Linked DNA regions of Homo sapiens: all the other regions are linked to region 3. Evidence: chromatin contacts called from ENCODE Hi-C or POLR2A ChIA-PET data. All regions are on one chromosome and are shown on one strand. The core of a region is the stretch at or near the end of the contact, and the rest is flanking DNA. Distances in the headings are between cores, read along the strand shown.

The links. A loop is a pair of places that touch in the nucleus more often than their neighbours do. ChIA-PET counts read pairs that join two places held with the same protein, here RNA polymerase II (POLR2A). Pooled maps may share reads with other maps.
Region 1: a pooled map shows a loop between it and region 3 (2.0-fold over the local background). The contact joins the enhancer-like site here to the promoter of LINC02579 in region 3. A Hi-C loop is called at or near these places in 1 of 168 maps with a recorded cell type or tissue (heart left ventricle) and 1 of 50 pooled maps. POLR2A ChIA-PET finds 5 or more read pairs at or near these places in 2 of 52 experiments (activated B cell and activated naive CD4-positive, alpha-beta T cell).
Region 2: a loop to region 3 is called in a map of naive thymus-derived CD4-positive, alpha-beta T cell, with 4 times the contacts of the local background. The contact joins the enhancer-like site here to the promoter of LINC02579 in region 3. A Hi-C loop is called at or near these places in 1 of 168 maps with a recorded cell type or tissue (naive thymus-derived CD4-positive, alpha-beta T cell) and 3 of 50 pooled maps. POLR2A ChIA-PET finds 5 or more read pairs at or near these places in 3 of 52 experiments (H1, T-cell and activated T-cell).

What each region holds. Positions count from the first base shown.
Region 1 is chr2:65,016,066-65,018,765 of GRCh38, forward strand. It overlaps SLC1A4 (solute carrier family 1 member 4), which reads left to right. Exons shown (of 8, transcript NM_003038.5): 5 at 375-608; 6 at 2,006-2,200; 7 at 2,480-2,614. Among named protein-coding and RNA genes, the nearest start is that of LINC02576, 13 kb to the right of the region's middle. RefSeq lists an enhancer at 961-1,040. Within about 2 kb of position 1,451, at least 8 of the 41 ENCODE cell types and tissues checked have a DNase peak (open chromatin) inside an H3K27ac peak, as active enhancers do.
Region 2 is chr2:64,112,967-64,115,666 of GRCh38, forward strand. The region is part of intron 1 of PELI1 (pellino E3 ubiquitin protein ligase 1); the gene reads right to left. Among named protein-coding and RNA genes, the nearest start is that of PELI1, 30 kb to the right of the region's middle. RefSeq lists an enhancer at 1,158-1,237. Within about 2 kb of position 1,270, at least 5 of the 41 ENCODE cell types and tissues checked have a DNase peak (open chromatin) inside an H3K27ac peak, as active enhancers do.
Region 3 is chr2:64,605,874-64,608,573 of GRCh38, forward strand. LINC02579 (long intergenic non-protein coding RNA 2579) reads left to right here and starts at 1,439. Exons shown (of 4, transcript NR_034023.1): 1 at 1,439-1,547. It overlaps LOC105374773 (a long non-coding RNA gene), which reads right to left and starts at 1,366. Exons shown (of 7, transcript XR_007086343.1): 1 at 1,155-1,366; 2 at 264-368. RefSeq lists enhancers at 192-1,391, 907-956, 1,674-2,175, 2,176-2,675.

The sequences.
Region 1 (2,700 bases), core at 201-2,700, 410 kb after region 3:
CAAGCCTGAGCAAAGCCAAAAGTCAGGCTTACAGTCCTGGAGGCTTTGATCTCGATTTCCTTGCCTTTCCTCCTGGGAATCCCTGTGACTGGTAGCATCCTTCTGTTAAGGACATACTGTATCCAAGGGGAAAGACGTCTGGGTTCTGGTCCTGACTCTGTTACCCTTGGTGAGTGGTCAGCCTCATTTTACCCAGTCTCACAGGCTGTAAAATGGGGATGGTATAACCCTGACTGTTTCGGTTCCTCGGGGTTATCCTAGGGAGAGATGAAGACGGCCTGGCTGAAAGTCCCTGCATTCTGCCTCAGGAAGGACCTGCATCTCTCACCCCAGCTTTATCCCCCACTGATGAGTACCCTGTGCTTGTGCCCTAGGTACGTACCTGTGGGCATCATGTTCCTTGTTGGAAGCAAGATCGTGGAAATGAAAGACATCATCGTGCTGGTGACCAGCCTGGGGAAATACATCTTCGCATCTATATTGGGCCATGTTATTCATGGAGGAATTGTTCTGCCACTTATTTATTTTGTTTTCACACGAAAAAACCCATTCAGATTCCTCCTGGGCCTCCTCGCCCCATTTGCGACAGCATTTGCTACCTGCTCCAGGTGAGTGGGTTTTGGGTCTCTTCACTGCTCTGAGCCATGTTAACATGGAACCAGGTGAGCCCAGTGGTAGATGCACAACCAGTGTCTTGACATACTTTAATTCCTGGAAAACTCTAAATCGGTCTTCTGTTATTTTTTTGTTTTTTCTTCTTTAAGAGACAGGATCTTCCCGTGATTGCCCAGGCTGGTCTCGAACTCCTGGGCTCAAGTGATCCTCCCACCTCGGCCTTCCGAATAGCTGTGATTACAGGCATGCACAGCCACACCAAGCCTCACATGATTTCTTAAAATGACCAGCCCCAAAGCTTTTCTGTATTCCCCTGGGGTGGGTTTCTGTTTCATTTACTATTCTACTGAAGTTACCTCATTCTCTTCTCCCTCTTGCTCCTTAGAGGTCAGCAGATCATTAGTTAGCCCAGCTGCGGGTCCCTCACCCTAATTAGGAAGACCTTTCCCTGAGTAAAAGAAGGCAGCCCACCTAACTCAAAAATGCATTGCAGGGAAGTTTCTAGAATGGTTCCTGCCCAATTCTCCCTTTCTGGATATGTGAATTAGAAAACGAGTCTGAGGCACCGTGGTGAGGGATGGATGCTTAGCCCTCTAGGAGTCCACAATAGTGTGGGATTGTCTCATTTGGCACAAGAGATGCATCCTGTCATTCACTGGAAAACCTTAAAAAAAAAAAAAAACACTGGGTTTTCCAAATATGTTAAAACTTTCAAAGGACGGCAGCACGTCGTTTCATTCACACATTTAGTTTTGCCTCTACTGCTCACTTCCTCCCAATCTGGATGGCTATTTATATAACACAGAGGTGGGAGTAAAAAAAAAAAAAAAATTAGGGAAGGAAGTTCCTCTGGCCTAGACAAAAACCTGTTTCTCAGCTGCACCAACTAACCTCTGCAGAGCCCGCAGAGCCAGCTAGAGGGAGCAGGTACTGTTCTTATGGTTATCTACTTAGTTATTCTTCCAAGCTCACAGAGCCATTTCTGGGTTTTGGCCTAAAAGAAAAAAAAATCATAGTTTACCATTTACTTTTGGGAGGGGAACACTCAAGAGAGGAGATGCACATGTAGAGAAACTAGTTGTTTGTTCTCTCGGGAACGTTTTGCACCGGGAGGCAATGTGCAGTTCTTAAGAAACTTGGAACACGTGAATCCAAGTAAATGACAGAATAGGTAAATGAAGGCAGTCATATTTTAAGTATCTTGGGAGTTGCCAAAGCCTCATGTTGTGACAGAAGTTTTAAAGTGATTCTGTTTTTTCCCTTATTTCAAGAGAAGAAAGCCAGAAACGAAGATGGTGCTAATTGCTCTGTTCTGGGGTCTGAGACAAGACACATGTTAGCCTGCCTCGGACTGTTGTCATGTCTGGCGGTTTGTTTTTCCCATTTCTAGCTCAGCGACCCTTCCCTCTATGATGAAGTGCATTGAAGAGAACAATGGTGTGGACAAGAGGATCAGCAGGTTTATTCTCCCCATCGGGGCCACCGTGAACATGGACGGAGCAGCCATCTTCCAGTGTGTGGCCGCGGTGTTCATTGCGCAACTCAACAACGTAGAGCTCAACGCAGGACAGATTTTCACCATTCTGTAAGTTCCTCATTCTTTCCCTGGCTCAAAACTGAAGGCTTTTCTTGTGATTTCCTTTGAAAAACCAATCTCACCACAACTTGGTGTCTCGCTCATAAAATGAGGACAGTGGGGATTCATTACTTGAAGAGCGTGTGTTGACTCTCAAGGGCGTAGCCAGCAGAGCCTATGGTGGGGCGGTTTTTAGTTTCCAGCCACATTGCAGCTGCATGGTCTGCATTTCTCTGTGTCCACTCCACGCTCTATGTTAATGGCTGGCCCTGCTCTGCCATCCCTTAGAGTGACTGCCACAGCGTCCAGTGTTGGAGCAGCAGGCGTGCCAGCTGGAGGGGTCCTCACCATTGCCATTATCCTGGAGGCCATTGGGCTGCCTACTCATGACCTGCCTCTGATCCTGGCTGTGGACTGGATTGTGTAAGTAACAAGTCCTGAGAACACCAAAAAGAGTCTGCACTGAGTTCCCTAGGAGCTTAGCACTGCTGGGCCTGGGCCATGCAGAG
Region 2 (2,700 bases), core at 20-2,519, 490 kb before region 3:
GTAAAAGAATTCTTCAAAATGAATTCCTAGGCTGGGCATGGTGGCTCATGCCCGTAATCCCAGCACTTTGGGAGGCCAAGGTGAGAGGATCACTTGAGGCCAGGAGTTTGAGACCAGCCTGCGCAACATAGTAAGACTCCCGTCTCTACAAAAGATTTAAAAAAAAAAAAGTAAAAACAGAAAACATTAGCCAAATGTCATGGCATGCACCTATAGCCCCAGCTACTCAGAAAGCTGAGGTGGGAGGATCACTTGTGCCCAGGAGTTTGAGGCTACAGTGAGCTGTGATCCTCCAGCCTGGGTGACGGAGAGAAACTCTGTCTCAAAAAAAAAGAAAAAAAAAAAAAAATTCCTGAAGTCATGTACTTGAGAACTTTAAATGAGTATGTACATAAAAAACATCCGAATGTCTCGATTACTGGCTTCATTTGTTGGTCTTCAATTAAGTTAGTTTGACCTCATGTATTCAGCCCTATCCCAATGTTATCTAGCACCAAGAACATGAAATAGCACCATTAATTCTACTCAAGACTAGAAGAAATGCTAAAGAAAATCTTCCTAATAAAACTGTCTTCTATTTTATCTATTACTTTGAAACTTTGCTTGATACTCGAAAGCATGTTGCTCTCATTAGCAGGAACTAAACTTCCAGAGTTAAAAAAAAATTTTAAAATAAACATATTCTGGAATAGTGTTATTTTCTTTGTGGGCTGGGAGAACATGAAAAGTTACTCATAAAATATGTATTTATTAGGAATAGTATTATTAATTTGACTGTTAAACATTCTAATCATTTCCTTTTTAAGGGCCAGTGAAATACAATTATTTTCATATCAAGTCTTCCCAAAGGAAAGACTTTGTATAATATCTGTCAGTTTCACCTAAAGAAGAAAAACTGAGAAATCAATCTTTGTCTCTCAACCTAACAAATGTTTTCTTTCATTATTTACATCACACACAGCCTTTTGCTTACTACCTACTAAACACAAGTACAAAATTCCTGCCCTAAAAAAAAAAGCAAAACAAATACTAAGCAAGGGACAAAACAAATCTTATGCAGATTGTTTACATATCTTCTGAGCACTTCTATTTTAGTGGGCAAGTGGGTAGGCATAATGGGGTACTGAGAAAAAAAGGAAAATGTTTTAAAACATGAAAATGTTATAACATTTTTTTATGATGAAAAACAATGTGGACTGCATATATTATCTCAGATAAAACAGATTTCCATCTATACTAGAGTTTCCTTGTGGCTGATTTCAAAAGGATGACTCAAACAGAAAGAACTGCTTTAGTATGTTTGCGGTGGAACCATTTTATGAAACCAATTCAGCTGATGACTGGAGTTTAATTCATAGCAGTTTCTTGATAAGAGTGAAAATTTAATCACCTTCTTCATTCTTTTGCAACCAGCAGGAGTAACACATAGCATTTTTACATAAAAGGAGAAATAATGGTGTGCAGTAGTAGTTGGAGGTTACTACTTTCTGCTAGTGTCTTTTAGCTTCTCAACACAGCAGTGGAGGAAGTGAAGTCTATGTTCCCCTTCCCAAGATACAGGACACCACCTGTGTAAATTCCCACCCTCCTCTCTTAGAGAAGCCAAATAGCATGCTGATAGTATATCACCTACAGGGATAACTTATTTCATCCTGATGGAAAAGGAGTTAACATCTTTCCTAGGGACAGTATTTGTTCCTTTAACTGGGGCTTCTCAACTTGGGCATTACTGACATTTTGACATTGTGGGGCACTGGCCTGTGCATTGTAGGGGGTTCAGCAGTATCTCTGGCCTTTCTGTTCTACCTAGATGCCAGTAGAACATTCTAGTTGTGACTTTAAAAATGCCTCAACTTCCTATCTCCCCACTACTCACTCCCCTACCTTGTGAGAACCACTGCTCTAATCTTGAAGACAACATACATTGTTCTTAGGATGGAAATTTCCCCTTTTTTTGGCATACTTCTTGGCACACAGTAAGGTACTTAATGTTTGCTTACTAACATTATACTGATACTGATAATAAAAGGTTATTTATACTAAGACTTGTGTTAGTAAAGGCCGTGTAGTTGAAGGCGGGTGTAGTTTCAGTATTTTACTAGAATTGATAGGGGCTGAGAGTGAGAATGAGAATCTTGCCTTGATGGCAATTAATGATTAATGTTTCTGTACATTTAAAATATTTTAATATTGTGGCTACCTCTCTCAAATGGTTGAAGGAAAGCGACTAGAGCTGGAGTGGCCACAGAAGTAGCTATAAGGCTACTGCTGGGTAGCCTGCTGTTTAGAGAAAGGCAAATCTTTGGAGGCTAGATAAGTATCTTCTGGACTAAGGGGCCCATATTTAGAAAAATTAAAAGCAGGTTTTGGCAAGCATGGGAGAATTCTTTTAGGTCAACAGAGGGTGTCAATTTGAATCAACCTTGGGGTAAGGTCTATCTTGAACTTGCATAGAATGGTAATTAGCCAAATGCTTTCACGTAAGATTATTTTATTTGACCCCCATAATAGCCCTGTGAATTGGGTAGGAAAGTCTGAACTCTATTTTCCAGATAAGGGAACTGAGTAGGTCAGAAAAGCCCAGTGACTGAAGGCCAAAGAACTCTGGCAGAGCTAGGACTGAGATCCACATGTTAACTCAACATACATTACCCCATTTAATTTCTATTACAACTATAAAGTACAATCATTTGTCCCCAT
Region 3 (2,700 bases), core at 189-2,688:
ATAGCTAGCTCTCAACCCAGCACTTAGCGCCAGGTCCTGTTCAAGGTGTTTTCTGTGTATTTGCTCATTGACTCTCCCAAGAGTCCTAAGAAATAGGTACCATTATTCTCATCTCACTTTACAGATGATAAAACTGAGGCACAGAAAAGGAACTTGCCCCAAAACCCACGGCAAGACAGATCTGAACCCAGGGGGTCTGGCTCCAGGCCCATGTGCCTATAGGACCCCTCAAGCTCTGTTATTTCATTGGAACCTACACTTACCTCCAAAGTATGTAGTCTTGTTTTCTCCGTTCTACAGGTGATAACACTGAGGTTGAACAACTTGCCCAAGGTCACCTCATGCTTTACACACCTGTCACTGTGAGACTGACAACCAGAGAACAGTCAAAGGAATTCAGAGGGGGTCATTTCAGGAAGGGGAGACAGGGGAAGAGTCAAGCAGGGGCGGTGGGAATCTGGGAGGTCATGGAGCTCAAGTGTGTGTGCCTGAAAAACCGCTCCCCGAGTGCTGAGGAGCAGCCAAGCCTCCTTCCAGAGCCCTCAGCCCAGGAGAGGTGGCTTACAGTCCCACAGGTGGAGGAGGAGCCTTAGGCTCAAGGTTAACACCCACTCTCCTTCCCTGTTCTGCATCACAGTCACGGGGGTCACCCAAGGAGTGCCTTGTATGGTAGAGAGAGATTAACAGGGCAGCCTCCCAGCAGTCCCCACCCCAACCCTGCTCCCTGGGCCAGCTGTCCCGCTGTCATTGACCCGGTCCCTATTTACAGTTCAGTAGCAGAGGCCTATGACTCAGGGACAGAGGGAATTCCCACGGTGCCAGGCCTCAGGCCATGTGGAGAGTGGCTCATTAAGAGCCACGGCACAGCGATTACCTCCAGAGAGGCGTGTGAGCAGGTACCTTGGAAGCTCTGTTTCTCATGTTTCTAAAGATCGCCAAGGTGTTGTGTTCTGAGTAATAATGAATTGCCTTCATTATTCACACGCACAACCTGCACCACCGCCCACAAAGGCCTTGGACACTCCTGCTGAAGAGGTCAAGTCAGCCCTCTGGTCCCAGCTCTCCCATTGACTGGCTGGTGGGTGTCAGCCTAAGAGCCGTATGGACTTCGTCAGTGCCGGAGTGTGAGGCCCTTTGTATTTTGGAGCCATTACCAGAAAGCAGAGCCTCCAGTAGACCTTTTTCAAACTTTCTGTGTGGTTTGCACGTTCGTCCACTGTACCGAGGTAGCATTTCTTCTCATTATGACTCCTGGGGCTGTCCGCCTGCCTCCGGTTCCCAAAACCCTGTGGGTGTGGAAGCTGTGAGGTAAGCAGAACATGGCCCAGCCCCCGGGCCCTGCTGATTGGTTCAGAAGTGGACCTCTGGCGCAGGCCCCTCCAACCACAACATCCTGAGCTCTTGGCAACAATTGTTTGGTGACGGCCTCAGCTTTTAACTAGAATTTTGGAGAAAAGCTGCAGTGTGTCTTTAACTTGTTAAGCTTGGGAGCTGCTATCGGAGAGTCTTGCATTCTGGGCCCAGCCACATCCCTGCTCTTGGTAAAGGTTAGTTATTTACCTTTAGTTAATTACCTTTACCAAAATTATTTGAGCAAAAAATAAATTATATACATGCACACGCGTGCACACACACACACACCCATACATATGTCTTTAAACTACTTAGAGGGGCGTTCCTGCCACTTGCAACCAGCCTGTCATATATACTTCTCTGAACCATCTGGACATTTTGCAGGAGGTTCCCTTTCTGCAGAGGGACAAAGGGGTTGGCTGGGGAGAACATGAAGGCCTTTGGGTTAATGTGTTGGAAGCTGCCGCCAAGCTTGTAAATGAAAAGCATCTTTGAACTCATTGAGTAAACGTATAGGAAAGTGGATTTAAATTGAACGTCATCTGCCTACCGTCTTGGAAGCACATGTGTATGGCCCCAAAGCTAAAGGCTGCTAGACTTCTGCACAGGAGCTTGCGGCCTGGTGGTAGTCACTTCCCTTGGCGGGGCTTCCAGGGGTCCAGCAGCCTCACCTGACACGTGACACAGGGGCAGAGCCAAGCAAAGCTTCAGCCTCCAGTGCGAGGTGCAGCCACAGCTATCTCCTGCCCAGCTGGATTTTCCAGTCCTGCCGGCACGTTCCTTCCTGTTCCTTCCCTCATCCTTTGGCAAACAGATATCTGCAAACTCAGGCACCCAGAGAGTGAGGGGATTCCCATGGGGCCCTTCCGTGGTATAGGCTCTTGGGGCTCTGCCAGCCTGCTCTTAGAGGCCGGGACTGGTGGGCTAGGCTGGCAAAGCTATCCTCCATGCCCCGCTCTCCTCCCTCCTGTCTTCCTTTCCTCCACCCACCTCGCAGCCCCTGGCCTGCCTTTACTCCCAGCTCTCCTCCCTGAACCAGACCCGCTCCACCCTCTGCCACTTACACCTTTAAGGTGGACAACTGAGCTGGAAGGAGCCTCAGAAACCATCCCCATCCAATCCAGTTCCTTTCCAGAAGGAGAAACTGAGGACAGGGAGGCGAAGTGAGCTGTTAAAAGTCACCATCTAAGGAGCTGTGCTGGGGATAGAACACGGGTGGCTACGCCGGGCATGGTGGTGCGCACCTGCAGTCCTGGCTGCTGGAGAAGCTGAGGCGGAAGGATCGCTTAAGCCCCGGAGTTCGAATCCAGCCTGGGCAAGGGGCGAGATCTTCCTTTCTTAAAAAAA